Regions from separate parts of the Mus musculus genome. Here region 2 is linked to region 1. A link is a loop called in an ENCODE intact Hi-C map of the cell type or tissue named here. Cell type or tissue: left cerebral cortex. All regions are shown on one strand. Each heading gives the region's core, and the rest is flanking DNA. Links, peaks and the distances in the headings are about the cores only.

Region 1 (6,539 bases), core at 1,896-4,395:
GTACTTGATGTTCTGGTTCATTTGAAGGCACTCACTGAGCCGTGTATGCATAATTCAGCAAGACTTCAACAGCTTCTGGATTGAGATCATCCAACTTCACATGAGAAACTCCATGAGGGTCACTGTCACTATTGAAGATTTCAAATAGATAGGGGCTACAGCAAGCCAGGACTGCCCTGTGTGCTAGCATCTCATGGCCACAGACCTGAAATAATGAAAACCAAAATGAGAAAGAAGTCTTGCTGACTATGCACTCAACATACCAGCTTCCTCTGTCTCACAGTTCTAGTTAAAAGTCATCTCACCGCTAGAAAGTTGGCTCAATGGTTAAGAGCACTGGCTGCTCTTCCATGGGACCAGCACCTACATGGTAGCTCCTAACCACCTGTAAATCCAGTTCCAGGGAATCCTACCCGTCTTCTCAACTCCACAGCACTGCACACATGTGGCATGTGGTACAAGTCATACATGCAGGCAAAACACCCATACACGTAAAAAAATAAGATCTCAAAAAACAAGACAAAACAACAACAACAAAAAACCCCCTAGTCATCTCATTAATTGCCTGTTTAGGGGGTGGGGGCACAACTTATGGTTTTATGAGTTTACTTTTTTAGTAACAAAAGGTCATGAATTAAGTTTTAAATACCTGAAGTCGAACATCACAGAACTGCCCACTCTTCCTCAAGGCATTTAATTTGGCAACAGATGATTCAATAAAATTTTCATCTTCAAACATCAAATATCCATTGGGAATCATTTTTCCTTATAAATTTGGCTAAACAGAAAAAAAAAAGAAAGCTAAGTTATTTTACATGTAAATAGTTCTTAAAATTTTTCAAGCAGGGTATGGTGAGTCACACCTTTAATCTCAGCACTTGGGAAAGAGGCGGGTAGATTCCTGAGTTTGAGGCCTGCCTGGTCATACACAAGACAGTAAAGTCAAGGACAATCACAGTACACAGTAAACCATTGTTTCAAAAAAGAATGTTATGTATTTTTCAAACATACCCAAATTCTATCCTACCAACACACCAAAACATTTATTGCACAAAATCCTAGCTCAAACAACACTGGTCCAGGATACGGATGACCTCAGCCTGACTTTGATCCTATGACTTTGTAACCATCACCCAGTAGTGAGCATCTCAACAACCTAAACCTGGTTTCCAGGTCAAACACGCATTCCTCCGGAAGGAAGGAAAATGAAATCTTTCTCTTTCCAAACCTATACAGCAAGCGGCTTAAGAGAGGCATGTAGGGATTTGGCTGCTGTCCATCCGTTACTCTCAAAATTAAACCAATGTTCACTTGAGACATCTCATATAGCCCAGTCTGGCCTTCAATTCAGAACCCAGCTGAGACTGGCCCTGAACTCAATCCCCCTTCCTTATCAGAGGCACATACTCCCAGCCCTGGAAAACTAAAATTCTTTGTAAAGACACCATTTCCTATATACAACACTGGGAACAGAACCAAGGGCTTCAAATATGCTAGGTAAACACAACCACTGAGCTACATCTCCAGCCTATTGTTCTCAAAACAAGTTTTTAACTTAACTTATAAACCAGTAACTTATACTAAATGAGTAAGAGTAAGAGATTCAGTTTAAAGTAACTTAAAAGTCAGAATACACAAAAAGGAATACTAAAGGAGGAAAGAAAAAAATCAAATTTTAATTAAAAAATTTTTAAAAATGATAAAGATGCTTGTTAGGTGCCTGCAAGATGGGCACTAAACAGGTCGTGTACTTACCACCTTGCCTGAGGACTTGAGTTCAAGACCCAAGGACCCACAAGGAAAAAGGAAAGACCGCCCCTTCCCCCACCCCACACACTGTTAAAAAGAAAGTTTTCATAGCCAAATGGTTAGGATCTCTCTGACCATTTAAACATTGAGATAGAGTCTATACTCAGTACAGTTTTCAGAAAACCCGTGTCTTTAAAAAAATGGTATTTATTATTAAGTTGGGGAAGCATGCCCCAGCCCTAGGGTGTGTGGAAGTCAGAGGCAACTTTGTTTAATTCTTCCTTCTACCAGTGTTCCCAAGGATCAAATGTGCGTTGCCAGGCTTCTGCAGAAAAGTGCCTCTTCTCACTGAGCCAGCTCACACCCCAAACAAAGTTACTGCTAAATATGCAGAATATTCACTTACCAACAATTACTGAAGAGAAATGTGTCACTGAGAACGCAAATGATCCAAAGACAAAGAAGGAGTGTTGAAACAAAGCACTTCGTTACAGTGTGAAGAAAGGTGGCTGACTGAAGGGAGATGTCTTAGGCTTTAATGGTGGTTCCAAAACTAGCAGGCTTGAAAATGATGTAATCAAGTCCTTAAAAGCTATAGACATGAATTTCTTCTGTGATAATCATGCATCATAATCTGTAAAAATAGCATATCTAAGTTAGATATTTGGAAGAATCAGTCTGCCATTCATGTAGGTAGAATAGGTCATATAAAATAAGTTATTCTTTGAGGTAAAAGGCAAAAAATATTCACATTACATTAAGAAAACAAACTATTAACAACTCCTTTTTATTTAACATACAAGTACTCAGTGATTTCTTTAAAAAAATCCTTTCTTATTATTAAAGAAGGATATACTAGCCTAGGAAGTAAAGGACAAATATAAATATTAACTGTAAAAGTATTTACTATTAGATTCCAGCTACCATGAAAACACCCGATGTTTGCTCTAGGAGCCAGGAAAGCACCTTTGGGCACTCCTCCCAGACACATATATGCTATAAGCCAGATACCCCACTGCCCAAGGTGTGCTTGGCATTTAACCCTGCCCTTGTTTCATGCTGCCTTTCTAGCTGGAAAATCCTTAAGGCGACTCCTGACAGGTGAACTCCTTTAGCTGTGGAGCCTTCGCCAGTTCCCCGGGCCCCACACTCAGAACCTCTCTGAAGTCACGCACAATTGTCCAGAACTGCTGTTCTGTGCTCAGCTTCCAGGCCGATCCTCTGCCTTGGTCATTTTAAAGGGCAGCCTGTGTTGCATGACCATCTTAAAAACAAAAACTGTATCAACTCTATTACACTGCTATGATGTTGATTTCTTCTGCTTTATAATTTCTTATCTTTTCTTACAAAACTAGTTTTAACAAAACAAATGTTCTCTGAAAACAGGTAATCCCATACCATGTACATACAGAGACCATACTGGAGATTTATAAACATTCTAAACTTGAGTTCTGCCTGTACATGTCTGTTTATCATGTATGCAGTGCCCTCGGAGGCCAAAAGGAGGCAATGAATATGCTGGAATTGGAGTTACAGTGTGACCAGCTACATGATGCTAAAAATTGAAACCTGGGGCTGGTGAGATGGCTCAGTGGGTTAGAGCACCCGACTGTTCTTCCGAAGGTCCAGAGTTCAAATCCCAGCAACCACATGGTGGCTCACAACCATCTGTAACAAGATCTGACGCCCTCTTCTGGAGTGTGTGAAGACACCTACAGCGTACTTACATATAATAAATAAATAAATCTTAAAAAAAAAATTGAAACCTGGTCCTTTAGAAGGTGAAATATTTATTATTTTGATAGCTTGGATGCTCTAACTTAGATTTATTGGGGTAGGAGTAAAATTACTATAGTCTTTAAGAGAAAAACTTTGTAGAGACTGTTTGGGGTAATTCTGGCATATGCACTTGTACAATATGTACACTACAATACTGCTTTCAATTTTGAGAAATAAGGTCTTTTTATTTAATATCTGACTTTCTGCTTACTACAATTTTAACATATGAAATGGGCACACAAGCCAATATCCCTAGCACTTAGGAGTGAGATGGGAAGATTAAGAGTTCAAAGCCCACTTGAGTTACATAGTAAGTTTCAAGGCTGACTGAGGCTACATGAGACTGTCTAGCAAAGATTTTAATATGAATTTCGCCTTTATCAGTAATACCTACCCATTGTTACAACTCTAAAAAGCTAGCCAAGTCCAAATGACCTTTAAATTAATACAAACTTGTTTTTAAAAGTTCATGTTTACTTTCATTAAGATAAGCTTGGGTATATCAGATGCCTTCTGGACAAAATAGCCACACTACATAAAATTTTTTTAAAAACTTAAAGTATTCTCAAATTTCATGTTTCTTATTTCATATATAAAACTTATGCACAGTAACTAATGATATTTTAAAATGGGGGAAATTTTATCTTTCAAAAGCCAGACCAAGGCTCAAACATCCCTAAGTCATATAAGAATATAAAATGTACTTTTTGTATTTAAAATACTGTTTGAGCCAATCCATTTTTAACACTGAAACTGGTGTGAAAATGAATATATACTGCTAAAGACATTTCAGTTCCTTAGTGTGGTTGGTAGAAGAAATGGAAGACAGGGGACTTACTATTTGGTATTCAAGAGTTACTATAGCCCAGAAGATTAGCCTAAGTGAAATATAATCCAGCGGGTCTTACAGAGCTGTGAGAACAGCGTATCATTTCCCACCCTCTGCTAAGCAAAAGGAAACATCACATTTTCAAACATTGCTAAGGTAAACCACAAATATTTAAGTTTCAAGGTAATTTTTTCCAAAGAAGTCAATCACTTAGTAATTTAAGAATTCCCTCCCCAGTGTTGGACTAAACCCAGGGGCTCAAGCATATCAAGCAAACACTTAACCACAAGCTACAGACACTTGTGATTCTAAACATGGCAGACACATACTGGAATAAAAAAACTTAGAACAAAATGGAGTTAGCTCAGTTTCTGCAGCCTTAGATACCGTAGAGGCGGATAAAGCAGAGAAACCGGCTCAGGCAAAGAGGAAGATAAGACATGGCAGCACAGAGTCCAGAAACTGTGGCTGTTTTGGTTTCAATAGAAGGTAGACTGCAGGATGCACATGGTACACGGTGAAGCGGAAATTACCAACTTATTTTAAGGTTTAAACAATGCTAAGTATGGAGACCAGATGAAGGTTTGACAAAAGGGTGTTAGAGAAGGTGTGGTGGGGGCATGCCTGGAAAGAACATGGAGACATTTAATGAAGATTAGACACACCCATGCTGACTTGGTCTTCAACTAAGGCGCTGAGTGAGGGCTGAAGGCATCTTAACATGGGCGCACCACTATCAACATGCCACTTTTAGAATAAGAAAGAAAAAAGAAGCAAGACTGGGATGTTCTAATGCTGAGGTACTTTTGGATATCCAGGCTGACATCAGAAGTGTAAAGAGTACTGTTACAGGGCTAGAAACATTAACACAGTGGTAACTGAACCAGAAATCACTCCAATAATACTTTTAACACCAACAGAAGGTAGGAATATGCTCAACCTTCAAAAATTCCTACCTGCAGCATCTGACTATACCATCAAACTGCTAAAAAGCTAGAAAACAAAAACAAACAAACAAAAACCCAACCAAACAAACGAACAAAAACAACAAAAAACCCTCTGGGGTAAGTCACATTAATATCACTGGCCAAGACAGTCAAGAAACTTTTTTGAAAAACTAAATTTATATGGCACTTAAAACATCCAAACAAGAAATGCAAAAACAAGGTCAACCTCCCACCAATAACTAAAATAAAGCGTGAAATGCTGTCTTTGGAAAAGACAAAGTTAGAAGGCAACTATAAATTAAGACAAAGGCTACAGAAATGGGAATCTATTAATTAACTCAAGATTTCACTAATTAGGAAATCAAAAGAAAGCCACCCCAGGCCTCCCTGCAAGGAAGCCACCAAAGTGTGGGTTTGATATAATGCCTGCTAGGTGGCATTACAGCATATTGGTTTCAATCCAGTTCTACCCAGTCAATGTTTACATCCAGGCTTACAAATAAGTCCTTTAACATTTTAAAGATATTAAAGACTTAGCAGGATTCAACCTGAAACTATTTTCTTAGTTATTTTTTTCCTAAGTCAACCACTGGTGTTAAAATTAAAGAAAATATGGCTAAGGTGATTTAGTCCGTGCGGCTTGTGTGCTCTTACTTCCAGAGCTATGGTGTATTGCCAAAACAGGAGACCACAACAAAACTCCTAAGAACTTGATATCTGGGTGTTCTAACCTCCACTACTGACAGACATTAAACAAAACGTTGCCTTTTAGGCCGTCCGACTTCTTTTTGATCGAAATGTTTGCTCTCCGGAATCATTTATCTGCAACTTATTGAGGGAAAGGCGGAAATATTTCTCAAATTTGTGTGTGTGTGTGTACAGATTTCCTTACGTTAATCTCCACTCTGACACTCCCCGGTGTCTTATCAACGAGGTCCTTTACCCAAAAATAGAAAAAAAAAAAAAAAGGTGATCGGACGAAAAGCCTGCTCTCCACCTATTTCTTTCAGAGAACATGGAGCCTGTGCCCCGGCGCGCCGGGGACCCCGCGCTGCAAGGCCTGGGGCGCGCTCTCGGCGGGTACAGCGAGGCACCCGCACACCCCCGGCCGCGATTGGCCGCGATTGGCCGGCGGCGCAGTCACTCAGAGCTGACACGTCAGGGCAGCCGCTCCCTCGCTCCTCCCGCCTCCTTTTCCCCGCGCTTGGCAAGAAAAGCGGGCAACGTGGAGCTCG
Region 2 (6,539 bases), core at 2,639-5,138, 960 kb after region 1:
AGACATCCTCGTGATACTCTTTAGCACCATTTCTGGGCAAGCCTTATCATGCTTTGTTGGAGAAGTACAGTTCAGGCTGTGCACCACAGACGCCTGTGTCTACAGAGCTTTCTTTAAATGGTAGTGCATCCAAAGTAGCTGCAGGAATTATACACCAAACAGCTAGAGAAAAGCTCACGTTTATTTATGATCATGAGCTTCTTGTGTTCCTTTTTGATGAAATCAAATCAAACAAAAATTTTAGGTGGGCTGTGGTGGCGCCCGCCTTTAATCCCAGCATTTGGGAGGCAGAGGCAGGTGGATTTCTGAGTTCGAGGCCAGCCTGGTCTACAAAGTGAGTTCCAGGATAGCCAGCCAGGGCTATACAGAGAAACCCTGTCTTAGAAAAAAACAAAACAAAAAACTTAAGCTACATTTAATTGAAAAGCCTTTCAACCCTTAAGTTTTCTTCTGTCCTCCTCTGAAAGTCACAGGCTTCACCTAAACCCTTCCTAAGGAACCAGGCTTCATAGGAGAAACGCTGGACTCACAGAAGCTGTCACAAGGTATCATGAAATCAGTAGGTTTTACATTTTTAATATGAAAACAAATCACTATTTAAACCTTCAAGTACACATTTAAGCTACTTCAATCACTCTCAATAGTACCTTTGATGTGTAAAGCTACGTAAACACACGTGCTTCCAACTACTTTTATCCTTTTTACAAAAGCCATCTACATATGGCACGTGTGGCAAGAACACTTTTATTATTAGTCAGAATTAGAAACCAGGTCTGCAGACTGTGACAGCCTATGTCCTTACCACGCCTTTACTAATGGGAACACAAACTGCAACTGCTCGGACAAGGCCTCTGAGCATTTCCCACACTGTAAGTAGCTGCTCACAGAGAATGACGTGAGGGAGAGGACATTGAGAAGGCACAGGTCTGAATGCCTTTAGTCAGAGGGTAGGGAAGGAAAGCTTAGGCTCTCTCAGAGAGAGCACTGTGTTCTTTTAAGGTTCCGGTGAGGAAGGAGTGAGCAGGAGGTATAGGCCCAAGGTCTGTCGACACCATCAATTAGACTAAAACCACTATGTTTAGACTAAAACCACTATGTTTTTTTCTTCTTTTTTTGTGGTTTGGGTTGAGGAAGGCAAGGTTCCAAAGGCATTTAGTATGAGGAAATCATATGATTTACAAGATGTAACAGATATGTTTTCTATTAACAAAAATCTCAATCTTTTGATTTTATCAATGAAGACTAGGGAGCCAGATGCTGGGGTGAAAGTTTGCAAGCTCACAGAGGCAGAGAAGGCACCCAGCTGAAGTTCCAGAACAAATGCTCCTCTCTCAAGATATCACAAAAAAATCCTCCTTCAAACCTAATGTCCCTCCCTTCTACTTCCTGTATGCCTCTCTATCTGACCTGACTTCCTTTTATTCTGTTTTTTTTCTTTTTTCTTTTTTGTTTTTTTTCAAGATAGGGTTTCTCTGTGTAGCCCTGGCTGTCCTGGAACTCAGTCTGTAAACCAGGCTGGCCTTGAACTCAGAAACTTGCCTGCCTCTGCCTCCCAAGTGCTGGAATTAAAGGCGTGTGCCACTACTGCCTGGCTGTTTCTTTTTTTTCTTAATAATCCTACTTTACTTATAATTTACTTCCTGTCAGCTGGTTGCTTGCTCTGCCTGTTTACAATACTCATGCAGAAAGTTTCCCACATTAAAAGTGCGTGCCATGGCTGAGCCACACTAGAACTAAAAACAGGTTTTTCCAGTAAACAACACAATTTTGGAGTCCATAGTGTGATCAGTCTGCCTCTAGGCCTGAAGGCAGGAGAGCTAGGTGATTCTTACCTTGTTTGTATCCCTGCTTAGGGCTTTGCTACCTGGAAAGTCTGTTTCCAGGAGGGGCAGCTCCCTGCAAGTGTGATTTTCAAAGGTGTAGCTGGGCATCCAAGAACAGTTATAAAGATATAATCAAATACTTACTTAGCTTCTCAAGCTCCAGCCTCAAGTTCTGACACTCCCGGGTTTCAGTGACAAGCCTCTCCTGACTCTGTGAGAGCCTCTTCTCTATCTCAAAGTATTGTTGTTCTACAAAAGACAAGTCCACACACTATGAATAACATCATGCACACGTGCCCTTGAAAGCAGTATTAATACCACTGTTTATTTCTTCTAATACTGACTGCAAAACTTAAGATACACTATTGGAAATTTTAATCTTAATAAACAGATTAAAAACTGAAAAGGACTTTCCTGTTATTCTTAACTGGCATATAAAGACAACATTGACTAAAAGAGGGTTCATAAATTAATTTCATCTAGGCAGGCAAGGTTGTATTTTCTCCAGATCTCAGGAGATTATTAAACATTTAAATATAAGTTACCTAATAAATAAAAATACTTAATTAAAAAGTGCATTGTTTTAAAGGGGTTAATGTAAAAATAATTTAAATGATGCCTAAATTTCTGTAAAAATAAACATGCAGACTTCCCACAAAAAGGGACTGCATTTGTCTACTTCATCCCATTATTGGGACATATAAATTACTCAGTATTGACTGTGTGTAAATTAATTAACAGAATACAGTATATTATACAAACTTCTTAAGAGTCACAAAATAACTGGATATTTTTACTTATCAACGTTGCTTGATAACTACACTTTATTGAAGAAAAAAATTAAATTAGGTGGAAATTTCTAATCAATCTACCATACTATAGACCCCATTCCCTCAATTAATGATAAACCAAAACATGTGACAAAAAATTCTGTTTTTTCTTTCTTTTTTTTTTCGAGACAGGGTTTCTCTGTGTAGCCCTGGCTGTCCTGGAACTCACTCTGTAGACCAGGCTGGCCTTGAACTCAGAAATACGACTGCCTCTGCCTCCCAAGTGCTAGGATTAAAGGCGTGCGCCGCCACCACCGCCCGGCTCTGTTTTTTAAATAACTGTTTTCTTTCTCCCAAGAATATTTAAGCTATGTCTCTAATTTCCTTATACAAAAGCAACGACAAGAACGTACAAGCAGATATTTTTATTATATATTTCCTATCAAGTCTCAACGCTCTGGGAGAACCACCATATATTCATTTATCGCATTTCATTGCTCTTTCTAGTACCGTCCTTTTGTATACAAATTCCTCATCGCGACCATCTACTGCATTATTAGATCACAGGGTGCTATACACACTAAAACAAGGCACTAAAGGGGGGAAATGGGTAAAGGCTTATAAATCCAGTTTAAAAACAAACAAACTGGGGGGGGGGCGCTTAACTGTCATTTAAAGTACAGCAAAACAACATTAGATTAGGATTGCATAGTCCTAAAAATCTGGTGCAAACTGGGCCAAATTCTCCAGTTTCTGTCGGTGGGCCCATTGAGGAGTTTCCACAGAAGACTACGCTTAGTAAAAGGAAACCGAGGTAAACGAAGGTGGATTTAGATCGGGGAGGATCCCCCCGCCCCCCGATCTAAACCACACAGCGGGGAGAAGAGAGAAGGCCTCCGCTGCACATGGAGCCTGAGAAGCTGCTACCTGAACACCTCACCAGGGAGAAGAGGGCAGGCGTGCAAAGGAGGTCGGGCCCCAGCTCCAGACCGGAGCGCGAAGAGCGTCTCCACACTTACCACTCTCCACCTTAAATTTCTCGTGCCGCCCCTTCAGGCAGTCGATCTCGGACTGCTGCTCGGCCAGGAACTTCTCAAGTTTGTTCTGCGTCGACTTCGGCAGTTTGTTCAGTTCCGGGCGCTCCAGCACTTGCTGCAACACCGCCGCCATGTCGGCCGGGATCGCGGCAACAGCCGCAGCGGCTGAAGGAGAAGCCAAGGAGCAAGGAGAAGCGCGGAGCCCAGCCGCCGGAGCCGCCCCGTCCGCCGCCTCGCTCGCGGTCTCTCGCGCGCCTGCCCGCCTGAGACTCCCGCGGCGGGACCCTGGGAAAGAGAGTCCCGCGTTAGGTGCAGCCAGAGCCGCGCCGCCGCGCCCTCTCTGCGCACGCAGCCACCGGGAGCTAGGCACGCTGGGAAAGCGAGTTCACAGCAGCCTCGGCCCCAGTTTTTTGGGGATTTCACCGGTTTCCAGCCCCAGAGACTCTTGGGAAATGTAGTGTATTTCTCACCCGCTTACGCGCGCTCAGGCCGCACCTCTCGCCCCACTTCCTTCTTTCTCCCCGCCCCCGGCTCGCCTCCTATGGCTGTGACGAGTGCCCGCGCGGGGGCGCTACATAAGTACGCAGCCACCCTCGTCCTTATCCCGGAGGAGCAAGACGACCTTACCGTCAAAACCCCGGGATGTCATGGGTACTCCTCTGTGGCCACTTCTAGAAGCCGAGCCACCAGAGGTCATGGGTCACGGCAGGGTGTCTCGACAGGCTCTGGGCTACCGCCACGATCTTAACGGTGCCCCGAGAGGGGCGGGGTGCAGGCCTCCCTCGCTTGGGTAGAAGAGCTGCGGAGATGGGTGCGGGACGGCTTGCGTCATCAGTCTGCACCCGTTGGGGCCGCGACCCGCGTTTGGAGTAGGAAGTGTCTCTGCTGTCGCTTTCTGATGAGATCATTGGCTGTGGACGTGGGGACCTGAGTGGCACCTGGCCTTTGAAGGTAGCTACTTGTACCCTAACTCGAGTTCTCTCGCTGACAGAAAGCTCCAGGGATTTATTTGCCACATGTGCACATTCTGAGATCAAGTTAGTCGGCCAAGGAATATGTGTGCACCCGGGCACCACCAGCTTCCTTTTCGGGGAGAAAAGAAAGGATTTAGGGACCATATGGAACAGTCAGTCACTGGTGCACACTCAAGCCCTGTTCGGAGGAGATTAGCTTAGTGTCAAACCTGGTACCTACATGCTTTTGTGGGTGTGAGGTACCGAATGACTTAGTGCGAAATTAAAGTAGTCTGGTTAATATTTTAAACAGAAAAAAAATCAAATTTTGTTGTTTATGTAGTAAGATGACATTGCAGGCAAATGTCTGATGTTGACGTTTTTAATTTTAACATTTTTAGGACAGTTTTATTGAGACACTTGTCATTTTGCCACAGTAACAGAACTATGTCTGTTTCCCGAACACGACTCAGCAATATCAGCGTGTACTTCGTTTCATGGCTGGGTACTTTTCTGGAAGAATTTGTTGCCTTTTGATTGAAAATAAGGAGAGCACATGCCTGTGGTGTCAGCTACAGGGATTAAGAGGTGGGGGGGTTATCATTCCAGGACAGCCTGTGTTAGGAGTCAGGCTCTGTCTTAATGAAGGGGATGGGAGGGATTAAATTAGTAGGAGATTCATAACTGAATTCACAAGCTGAAGAAGAGGACAGGAGATGAGAACAGGAGATGTTCCTGCAATGATTCAATTGAAGGGCTGAGTATCATTGCCACCGCAAGCAAAACAGATTGAGAGAACTTAAATCCCACCTTTCACACTCACTACTTTAGTCATTTGGAGGAGTTATTTAACATTTCTTTTTGATTTCTTTATGTATAAAACGGAGACGACAATAATAGTACTTACCGTGCAGGAATTTGTATTAAATATCAATACATGTGAAGTCCTTAGAAAAATGTCCCGTGTAGAATTGAAGCAATATAGATAATTGTCATTGCAGACTGGTTACCTAAGTGGCTGTTATTAGGAGTTGTCTCATAGCAGCAATCACACATTTGTGCCTTCCCACCTTGCACAATTTGTAGAAAACAGTCGTTTTACAGTCACTATTGGGTAAACAAATTTGAGTCTCTCTCCTCTTAATGAACTAATCAGAAATTCAGCTTCCATATTTTAGAAACAAGAATATCGAAGTTCACCAATAAATTGTCATAGAGAATGCAGCTAAGGAGTAGATCTAAAATAAGAAATTAGATGTGTTGAATGGTATCCTTATTTCCTTATCCCAAGAGTGAGAAGTAACTTTGCTTTCTCATGGCAATTGGTAATTATATTTGTTATTGTTGTTTTGTTTTCTTCCTGTGTCTTTCCAGGCAGGGTTTCACTCTTTAGATCAGATTGTCCCAGAACTCACTATATAGCTTTGGCTGGCCTCCAGCTCAAAGCGCCAAGTCTGTTTCATCCTCAAGGGTACAGCAATTCCAGGCTTGCACCACCATATCTGGCTGGGACTCTTGTTCCTTCTTTTCTTTTCTCAAAAGATTTTTGGATTTATTATCGTTTGGTGTGTATATTTGTGTGAACAAGCTACATGTGTGCAGACTTGAGAAGTGGGAGTCAGATTTCCTGGAGTTGCAGCTAAAGGCATTTGTGCACCTCTGGACTTGGATGCTGGAAACCGAACCCAAGCTCTGTGGAAAAGCAGCATGGGCTGCTAACCGTTAAGCCACCACTCTGGCCCCAAGGGAGTTCTTTCTTTCTTTCTTTTTTTTTTTGACAGGGTTTCTCTGTGTAGCCCTGGCTGTCCTGGAACTCACTCTGTAGACCAGGCTGGCCTCGAACTCAGAAATCCACCTGCCTCTACCTCCCAAGTGCTAGGATTAAAGGCGTGCGCCACCACTGCCTAGCAGCGGGAGTTTTTTCTTATAGCACTGTACTAAGAATTCCAAAGCTGG

Evidence for each region. Peaks named below come from ENCODE experiments on the same cell type or tissue, not always from the same donor. Only the 100,000 strongest peaks of a DNase experiment are listed, where the experiment ranks them.
Region 2: it touches region 1 in a loop (5-fold over the local background); 2 of 42 quality-filtered maps call a loop at or near these places.

The regions. Positions count from the first base shown.
Region 1 is chr1:151,345,220-151,351,758 of GRCm38, reverse strand. It overlaps Ivns1abp (influenza virus NS1A binding protein), which reads right to left. Exons shown (of 15, transcript NM_054102.2): 2 at 2,156-2,383; 3 at 650-778; 4 at 36-205. The coding sequence starts at 760. It also overlaps the pseudogene Gm10138. Among named protein-coding and RNA genes, the nearest start is that of Ivns1abp, 4.0 kb to the right of the region's middle. In left cerebral cortex, for the core only: a CTCF peak has its summit at 3,248; no DNase peak of the experiment used is centred there; H3K4me3 peaks cover 37 bases.
Region 2 is chr1:150,390,732-150,397,270 of GRCm38, reverse strand. It overlaps Odr4 (odr4 GPCR localization factor homolog), which reads left to right and starts at 4,216. Exons shown (of 14, transcript NM_145511.2): 1 at 4,216-4,581. Tpr (translocated promoter region, nuclear basket protein) reads right to left here and starts at 4,433. Exons shown (of 52, transcript NM_133780.3): 1 at 4,258-4,433; 2 at 3,613-3,915; 3 at 1,968-2,072. The coding sequence starts at 4,327. In left cerebral cortex, for the core only: a CTCF peak has its summit at 4,190; DNase peaks (open chromatin) are centred at 4,117 and 4,444; H3K4me3 peaks cover 2,340 bases; H3K27ac peaks cover 1,778 bases.